Linked DNA regions of Homo sapiens: region 1 is linked to region 2. The links are chromatin contacts, found by Hi-C or POLR2A ChIA-PET in ENCODE. All regions are on one chromosome and are shown on one strand. Each heading gives the region's core, a stretch centred on a gene start or an enhancer-like site at or near the end of the contact. The rest is flanking DNA. Distances are from core to core; before and after follow the strand shown.

Region 1 (4,947 bases), core at 2,383-4,882, 89 kb after region 2:
ATATTCACACTCACCTACACGCCTTTCAAAAGATGGTGGGGGGTGGGGGATGGGCAAAACTAGACTTCCGAAAGATGGAAGAAAATGGGATTGCAATTTTTGGCCCTGCCCAAGATCCTCTCTTTAGGCAGAATGGCCTGCTCATTGGCTCCCGACCAGAGTCCTGAACTCCCACAACAGCCTGGGGTCTTCTTCCTCTGTCTCTACTGATTTATCTTTCCAGTTTCAGCCTGACTCTCTCCTTAGAGCTTCCCCACCATTCAGTCCAGGAATTCCTCACCCTCGAAGGCCCAGAGTATTTACTTCCTGTTCCACTCTCTGCTACTCACTACGGATCATCTTGAACCCTGTTAACCTTCAATGGGCGTATTTTTCACATCCTTCCAAAAGATCATAGGCTGGGCTCATTTCTTCTGTTCTTTTTATATTCCCTCACAGCAACCAGTATTTACAACTAACAGATGTTTAATAAACAGCTGCAAAGCTCAACATGCCCTAATGTTTTCAATGCAAGAATGAAGGGGAAAGAATGCCTCTGAATGACTCCAAAAGCATGCTTGGAGAAAATGGCAAATGTTTCTGCTGCACATTTAGAGGCCCCAGAATACAAATTTGCATTTGCACGACTTCCCTTTTCAATGAGAATTCAGGTACGTTCTTTCATTTTATCTTATTAGTATGATGAGATTTGTTCTTGATGAATCCGTACCACCTCAGCTACTCGTCATCATTCCATTATCACTACGTGTTTATAGATTTTCCCTTTTATTACTCATTTTATTTTTTCCATCAAGTATAGTTCATATACGAGGTAGTAATTACCAGGTTTTCTGCTCCTTACACTTCAAGTTCGCCAATTTTTTTCTGATCATAAAAGCCTAAGTGCCTATTGTCAAAAATCTTGAAAACAGAGAAAGTATGAAGACGAAAATTGTCCATAATCAGTGCTGTCTTCATATAGATATTTTAAAGGAAACTGTGACAATTATATGTGTTTTTGGGTCTTGCTACCCACCCCTCAGTCTACGGAGCTTGCTTCCATATCCTTAAATATTAATCAAGAACATTATTCTTAATGGCTACACAGATTTCCACCACATAATCGTAACACAGTTTACTTAATCTTCTTATATTTTAAAAGGCGTATGGCTGATGTTTCTAATTGCCTTCGTAATAAGCATACTTCCTTGCTAACAGAACACTCACTTTATTCAAAGCACAATACCCTCAGCCAAAACCTGTTGTCTGTTGTGCCCGAGGACAGTCATATGATGCAGTCCCAGCCAATGAGATGTAAGATAAAGCAAGTGGGCGGGGCTTTGGAGGAAACTTTTAAACAGGTGGTCTTTCGTGACGCATGCACTCTCACCAGCCTCACTTTCTTGTGCCTGGAGCTCAGATGGAGGATTTTTTGATTTTTTTTTTTTTTTTTTTTTTTTTTTTGAGACAGTCTCACTCTGTCGCTCAGCCTGGAGTGCAGTGGCACAATCTCGGCTCGCTGCAAACTCCGCCTCCCGGGTTCACGCCATTCTCCTGCCTCAGCCTCCCGAGTGGCTGGGACTACAGGCACCCGCCACCACACCAGGCTAATTTTTTGTATTTTTAGTGGAGACGGGGTTTCACGGTGTTAGTCAGGATGCGATCTCCTGACCTCGTGATCTGCCCGCCTCGGCCTCCCAAAGTGCTGAGATTGTAGGCGTGAGCCACCGCGCCTGGCCTGGAGGAGCCATCTTTAGACCATGAGGAGGCAACAAGCGCTTGGTGAGAATGGCTACATGGAAACATAGAAGGAAAGTGGATGTCTGCTGACTCAGTGGAACCTTCACTTCTGCACCTGACTGCCCTCCTCCCAAGGCTGCTTATATAAGGAAAAATGAAACCTCTTTTTTTTTTTGAGACAGGGTCTCGCTGTGTTGCCCAGGGTAGACTCAAACTTCTGGGCTCCCAGTATCCTCCTGCCACGGCCTCCCAAAGTGCTGGCATTGCCGGCGTAAGCCACCACACCATGCCCTCCTAACTCATTAAAGCCACTTTGGAGTGTTTCTGTGATCTATAGCTGAGTGGTGTGAAACAAAAGAATAACCTTTTTTTCCCCCACCTTCTGCTGTCTTCATAGCCTGTGATACAGCTTCAAAAACAAGGACCAAGACCTACACACCACAACTGCTGGGGTCATCCAGTCCAACCTGGGACAGAAGTCCTGGACAGGAGAGGTGTCAGGTCTCTCTTCCTCTGAAAGGGGGCTGCCTAACCTGTTGATGCTGTGCTCCCATCAAGAAGCTCACAGAGAATGATATGGGCCAGTGTTTGTTCCGTTTTAGTGCTCATACAACTCTAGCTGAGATTAACCAAGAAAACTGCCCCTTACTGGCTCAGGGAACTCCCATAGAGAATTCCCATAGGGAACTCCCATAGGGAATTCCAAACTTACAGGCCAGTAAGGTGGCCTGGCCGCTCTTCCACCTGGAACACAGCTCACTGAATACGGCAGATACCTGCAGACTGGGGGCAGAAACTGGGCTCTGGATCCCTTTCCCAGCGGGGAGACCTGGCTTGGTTGTGAGCCCAGCCCTGCAGGGAGGCTGCAGATCCAACACAGCTCCTCTTGGAAGCCCTCTGTGCCAGGAGGCACAGCCCAGATGCCCCGGGAATCCCTGAGGGAAATTTCATAAAACATGTGACTATCTACACAGCCTGCTAGAGGCCAGATCATTGCTCACACGGCTAAGTTGAAGCCTCAGTGCAGTTTCTACTTCATTCAGGGAACTGGAGTTGCAGCTTTCACTAGAAGAGCTGCTTCTCCTTGATGAACAAACCATTCCGCCCATAAAAATGCTGTGGAAAGTACTGTAAACGCTAATGCAGCCAAAAACTTAAAGACTGGTATAGGGTTAACTGAACTGCCACGTTAAGTCAGGTGTAACGAGATGACAATGCTTTAATCCTGCTGCTTAAAGCGATGTCTAAAATGTGCAAGTCAAATTTCAAGCCTTTGTAAGAACATAATGGTAAAGATAATTTCATCATTATCAGGTGATGCAACAACCTGCCCGGTCCCAGGGCTGGAATTCCAAACAGTCACGCCTTTGCAGAGTTTTACAGCCCTGGAAGAGAGGGGAGGCCACAGTGAACACCTGTGATGATAACTCCAGCCCATGCCCCGGTGATTTTTGACAATTGAATTAATGTTGAAATGAGCTTATTTTTCTGTCCTAAAGGGAAAACGAGCCTAAAATCCTGTTAATCTAGCATCCTGGTTACTCAGTTTCACCATAATTTATAGGATAGTTTTTCTATCCAAAAACTAAGGCTATTTTTATCCCAACTTCGCCGCTTCATAAAACACACGTGCATGCATGCAACTTCAGAGGTTTTGGCCTAAAGCAAGTTTTCAAAATAACCGGGTTCAAATATTTCATTGAGATGGTAGGGGTGGAAGAATCTTATAGAAGCAAATTTTACTGTTCTCTGTAAATTCAGACTTCTTCAGCCACAGATGGCTCAGGGATCCAGTCTCGCTTGAGAAACATGATGGAATAAGCCCACAGTCAGAGCTTCTTCTCATTCAGTTTCATGAAAGCTCTGAGCTCCCACAAGTGTCTGCTGGAACTGGACAGGAAGCTTGCAAGATGCTGGCTACGATTCAGCGCAGTCACCGCCTTCCCCAGTCGGCCCACCATCCCCAGCCATCCAACCACTTCCTCCCCACGAGGCATCGCCCGTTGGAAAGTTTTATTAACCAAATGCTTGAGGGTTTCTGTATATTTATATTACCTCCTCTTCTCTCCTGTTCTACCCAGGCATGTTGAAAAAAAAAAAAGTTATGATATACTTTAATAAAAACAAAATTAAAATGATTAAACCTTTCATATCCTTTAGAGATAATCTCTCTTCTCCTGGCTGGTCCAATCTGGAAGAAAACAAATGTGAACCATAGCTTGCTGCTGCTTTTCAATTTTTTTCCCCCCTAAAGAAACAAACAGAAAAAGCCGCCTGTGGCCAGATTTTTAAAATAAATTAAATTTGTCCTCACACACGGCAGCCAGGTGTGGTTGAAACATTCTTTCCAGATATCTATGATATATGCCAACATCCTTCCCTCTGGGGGTCTTTCAACGTGAGCCTGACAATCCCAAGGGGAACAGAGACTTGGCGGGGGAGAAAGGGGGGTGATTCCAAAATAGTTATTGAAAAAGAATCACTATTTCCCAATTAGCCCTGTAATAATGCCTTACAGGAATGACTGGATGCCCTGCCCCTGCACGCCATCTACCAAAACCAAAAAATAGTCTACATTCCTGATTAAAGCAAAGCTCAGAGAAAACAGCCCGGTATGGCACAAATCTCCCCGGTCTTATGTGTTCTGAGGAAGTCTTCAGATCCGCCCAGGGTCTGGGCACAGGTCCGCAGGGAATCAAATGGCTGCAGAATTCGATCAGGCCTGTCTGTCCAAGGCCAGCTAGATATGGAAATCAGAAGTAGGTCATCAGCCCTCAAGAATCGGATAATGACCTCTGGACTCGCAGCGCTGGGGCCACCAAGAGAACAAAGGTGTTAAGGCACTGTGTAGGTTTTTCTGTTGTTGTTGTTGGTGTTGTTGTTACAATATCTAATAGTGAGATCAAATTCTTATTGTGGAAATAAACATCACGGTCTTCTGTATGAAGATGGTCTGCGGAAAGTGACCACGCATCAGAGTGTCCAGCGTAGGAGGAGAATCTCAGTTTGCCTTAGTCATCATAGCACACACCCTGAGCACAGTAAGTTTCTCATTCTTCGTGTCTGGTGTTTATGTTGTAGTAGAGACGACTCGTCCTCAAGTTAAAAGGACAAAAGTCTTTCCTGTGTTTCATACTTGGGCGGTGAGTCACTAGGAAAGGATTTGGTTTTTAGAAAAAAAACTTCTGATCCCTGGGCTAAAACAGAGAGCCCCAAAGAGCTATGTTG
Region 2 (4,472 bases), core at 1,295-3,794:
AGAAAACGAAGGGAAGAAGGATTTCACACTTTGGGGGCAAGGGGAGATGGTTTCTGTTGATGTTTAGCTATGAAAGTGAAACAGCAAAGCATCTATTTATTTGTCTCCAAAATCTATGTTTTAGCAGCACAAAGTTTTCAAAGTTCAGACCATTTATTTATTTTTCTTTTTACATGAGAAAGGGTGTGTGTTAACAGGAATATGGATATTAACAGAAACAAGTGCCTCACATACAGTTCCTTTTTTGCTTTCTGTACACTGCTATCTGCTGCTTTGTTGGCTGCGCTCTGGATCACTCGCTGCTCAGACTGCCTAACACAAGGACAAAACTTTGAAGTAAAAAATGTGTCTTTTGGTATATGGAATTGTCATTAACATTTGCCTCTCTGCTTGCAGAAGAAGCACATAACAACCTGGGAATCTTTTGTTTTTCTCTTTCTTTTATTAAACTAAGTCTTGTTTGTTTAAATCAGAAACAAATTCTCAAGTAACAAGAACCCTTTCCCTTTTTTCTGCATCAGCAGTGAAAGGGTGTGTCTTTGGATTTTATTTAAAGCATGAAATTTTTTTTTCTGAGAGAGGAAAGAAAAAACAAACACAAAACCAAAAACCAAATCCCTAACCAAAAACTTTTTTTAGAAAAGAAAAGTACACAGCCAATTACACAAATGGAAACAAATCCTTTAGTATAGAAAAAAAAAGAATATTTGAAGCTCCTACCAAACAAGGAGGAAAAGAAGGGGTACAAAGAAAAAAAAGCCAAAAGAAGGATAAATAAAAAATAAATGCACAAAGCTAACAGACACAGGTAACTAGAATTATATGCCTTTAAAAAGTTTCAACTCCCCAACCAAAAATAATCTGTGAGGATCCTAATGACCCCTAGAATCCCTTGAAATTCTTTCTTTAGTTTTATAAAATAATTCTGCAGCTCCCTCTAAGAAATGAAGGCAGCTACCTTAAGTGGGAGATTATAGGACGGGAGGTGGGAGAAGGAAAGAGAAAGTGGAATTAAGGGACAAGAAAGAGAAAGTGGAATTAAGGGACAAGGGGAGAAAAGCTTAGGCGAATCAACGGATTGCAATCTATCATCTGCTAGGAATGAACAAGACAACATCAAATGAGGAGCTGTCAGCTGGACCATACAAAAAGCTAAATGTACACAAAAGGTTTTTTTTTTTTTTTCCTTTTAAATCTACCATACTGCTTCAGTTCATTTCCAATGCAACAATCTACTCAACACCAAAAATGGTCATATCTATCATAAATACAGAAAGTCAGTTTTTAAAACTTATTTTTTTTAAGCTACAAGTCCTCAACACTCTTTGTGTGTGTGGGTTATTATTTTTTTTTTTTTTTGAAAGTGGGAGTGCTTAACTTTTCCCCTTGAAATTGGCTTCAGCAGAAAAGCTATCCTTAAAAATCCCCAGAAAGCTAAAGCAGTTCACATTGTTTTTCTTGAATACTTTCTGCCCATTTTTAAGTTAACAAAACAAAAAATCTTTTCTGGAACAAAAAAAAAAAAAAAAACTGAAAAAACAATAATATATAAAACAATGATTCTGAAAACAAAGTGTGAGCGATTGACCTGAGAATAAAAAGACATTACATTTCTTTTTTTCTTTTAGCAAGCCATTGGTATCTGAATGCTAAGATAGCAAGAAATTTAAAACTGTAACAAGGTGGACTGCTTTCCCATACAGTGCATGCCGGGCTCCTCTGTGCTATCAGCGTGGGGCGTTTATTGAAAAGGGGCAAATATACAAGGGGTTTAAGCTCCAAAGACATTAGGGAGGCCCTGCGGACTTCTGTTTCCCAGACCAATAGTACCTTCAAAAGGACACAATGTAACAGGGTTAGGGCTTTTTTTTTTTTTTTAATATTAAAAGAAAAGAAAAAGACAAGAATGTAAAATCACCGGCATAGATAGGTATATGGGAAAACAACCCACGCTTTTTCTTTTTTTTCTTTTTTTTTTTTTTTTTGTTTTTTGGTTAGAAGCTTTGGAATTGCAGTTAGTCTATTTTTGAAATTGGTTTGTTATTAATTTTTGTATTTAAATTCATTTGTTTGTATTGTTCATCTTCAAAGCTTACAATCTGAAGGTGTCCGTTCCTACACTGGTCAGACCACTGTCCTTGGGGCAGCTGGGGTCTTTGGGACCCTCCACCGGGCTCGCCGGTCCGTCGGACTTTTGGCTGAGATCCGTGTCAGACTCCTCCGAATAGTCGTCTGTTGGCATCGAGGGCTGAACCCCTGAGGTGCTGCATGAACTTGAGGTAACCGTTGAAGATGAGGAGAGAGGAGGAAAAGAAGGGGGCTTCGCTGCCGAAGCCCGGGAGACCACTTGCGGCCAAGACTTCCTGGAGGCGTGGGGGGAAGCGGAGGAGGGGGCGGCGGCCGACGGGGGAGGGGGGCTGTCGTTTGAGTGAGCGGCAGACTGCGAGGTAGATGCGGTGCTAGGATCGGGGAAGCAGGCAGAGTGAGGTAATAAACTAGGGTGCTCTTTGGCGTTTCTTGCTGCTCTCGTGATTGTTCTGTGTTTGTGCAAGGCCGACTCGAGATGTTGACTCAGAGCTTCCTCCCCACAGAGCGCGCTCTCGCACGCCAGGCAGTGGTACGAGCCGCCGCCGCCGCCGCCGCCGCCACCGCCGCCGCCGCCGCCACTGCCACCGCCGCCGCCGCCGGTGGGGACGTGAAGCACCATCTCTTGCAGGTTCACCACAGACTGGCCGAAGAAGCAGAGGGACTTCAGGTGGCTCCTCGCTGCCTCCTCGTCGCTGAAGCCCGCCTGGCACTTGCGGCAGACCAACTTGTACTGCACCTTTGGAACAATGAAGGGGTCGTAGAGGGAGTCCGCACTTTTGCTTTCTGCTTCTGGCTCTTCAGGGAGTTTCGGCAGGAGGGGGGACACCTCACGGGGGGTGTTTTTCTGTTCTTCTGGTTTGGGGGATTCTTTGGCAGGGTCTTTGTCTGGGGAAGGAGCCCCGGGGGGGACTGGGGTTTGGCTTGCTTTGGGCTGCTGCTGCTGCACTTTTTGCTGCTGCTGCTGCTGTAGTTGCCGCTGCTGCTGCTGCTGAATTGCCTCCTGCAGACTCTGCTGGTATTGCTGGTACTGCTGCAGTAGGGAGCCTGGGGACAGCCCCATCAGGGCCTGCGACAGTGCAGGGCTGTAGGGGAACAGGCCTTCCATGCCATACATAGGCTGCAGGTACCCGCTCTGCAGGGCGCCAGGGATCTGGGGAGCATAATAAGGAGAAAAGCCTGGTACAAAGTAAGGAAGGAACTGGCTTGTGAGCAATGCTGTGGGGTCCGAAGTCAACGCGGCCTGCAGGGCCTGCAGCTGTGCAGGGTCTACCGCATACTCCATGGTGGGCAGCGGGGCTGAGATCGTGGCTGCAGTTGCCGTGGGGGCCTCTCCTTTCTCCTTCTTGGGGACAGGCAGGGGTTCCCCTTTCCCTTTGTGTGCCTTTTCCTTCTCCTTTACTTTCTCACTGTCTTTGTCCTTGCGTTGCTGCTGCTGTTGCAGTGGGAGCTGTGGTGTGGGTGGCGGCTGGGCTGCTGGCGGCGGGGGAGGCTGCTGCACCTGTGGTTGCTGCTGCTGCTGCTGCTGCTGGGGGGGTTGCTGAGGGCCCATCGCCATCGTGGCTTGTGCTGGGGTTGGGGAGCTCAGCGACGCTGAGGACGGTTTATTTGGTAATCCAGAAGTGGGGAGGCCAGGGGAAGGAACAGTTGTGCTGGGCAGACCCATCAAGTTCGGCTTAGGAGACGTTAAAGCTGAAAGGAATGGAGACAGAAATCACCGGTCAGTCTGGGCAGGGGTAGGGCTGAAGCTCAAGACGTTTTACCGGTGTCACTGGCACACAGTTTGAGATGTCAAGGCTTGAAGGATCCTCTCAAAACGAACATTTCCAACAGAAGTATCCCACCAGGCTCAGGGCTGGACAACCTTGTATTCTAATGAGGACTCAGTCCTAGGTCAGCTCCCATACTTCCCCTTTCAGCCAAACAACTTCCAGAAGTATCCCACCAGGCTCAGAGCTGGACAACCTTGTATTCTAATGAGGACTCAGTCCTAGGTCAGCTCCCATACTTCCCCTTTCAGCCAAACAACTTCCAGAAGTATCCCACCAGGCTCAGGGCTGGACAACCTTGTATTCTAATGAAGATTCAGTCCTGGCTAGCTCCCATACTTCCCCTTCCAGCCAAACAACTTCCAACACCTTCCTGCCCAATGTGCCACACCCGCTAGTTCACATTTTCTTTGCCAAGTACTCCCAGCTACCATTCACTCTGCCCAACTGCAATTAGTCTAGAGGCCCCAAAGCTAGCTGTTTCTAGCTGGGGCCCATTTGCACCAAAGGCCTTCATCACAAAAATAGTATGGCCACGAGGTCCCCAGAGAAGTTATCTGGAGGAGAGCGGCAACAGGAGAAGAGAGAACGAAGGCAAGAAAGCTAGCACGGCCACAT

The links. A loop is a pair of places that touch in the nucleus more often than their neighbours do. ChIA-PET counts read pairs that join two places held with the same protein, here RNA polymerase II (POLR2A). Pooled maps may share reads with other maps.
Region 1: a loop to region 2 is called in a pooled map, with 2.5 times the contacts of the local background. The contact joins two enhancer-like sites. A Hi-C loop is called at or near these places in 1 of 168 maps with a recorded cell type or tissue (endothelial cell of hepatic sinusoid) and 3 of 50 pooled maps. POLR2A ChIA-PET finds 5 or more read pairs at or near these places in 2 of 52 experiments (Panc1 and activated T-cell).

Annotation. Positions count from the first base shown.
Region 1 is chr16:72,872,784-72,877,730 of GRCh38, forward strand. All of the region lies in intron 4 of ZFHX3 (zinc finger homeobox 3), which reads right to left. It overlaps LOC124903715 (a long non-coding RNA gene), which reads left to right. Exons shown (of 2, transcript XR_007065111.1): 1 at 1-650; 2 at 2,117-3,857. Among named protein-coding and RNA genes, the nearest start is that of ZFHX3, 170 kb to the right of the region's middle. RefSeq lists an enhancer at 4,261-4,947. Within about 2 kb of position 3,633, at least 20 of the 41 ENCODE cell types and tissues checked have a DNase peak (open chromatin) inside an H3K27ac peak, as active enhancers do.
Region 2 is chr16:72,785,072-72,789,543 of GRCh38, forward strand. It overlaps ZFHX3 (zinc finger homeobox 3), which reads right to left. Exons shown (of 10, transcript NM_006885.4): 10 at 1-3,777. The coding sequence ends at 2,093. The region is part of intron 3 of ZFHX3-AS1 (ZFHX3 antisense RNA 1); the gene reads left to right. Among named protein-coding and RNA genes, the nearest start is that of ZFHX3-AS1, 120 kb to the left of the region's middle. RefSeq lists an enhancer at 3,447-4,062. Within about 2 kb of position 2,545, at least 22 of the 41 ENCODE cell types and tissues checked have a DNase peak (open chromatin) inside an H3K27ac peak, as active enhancers do.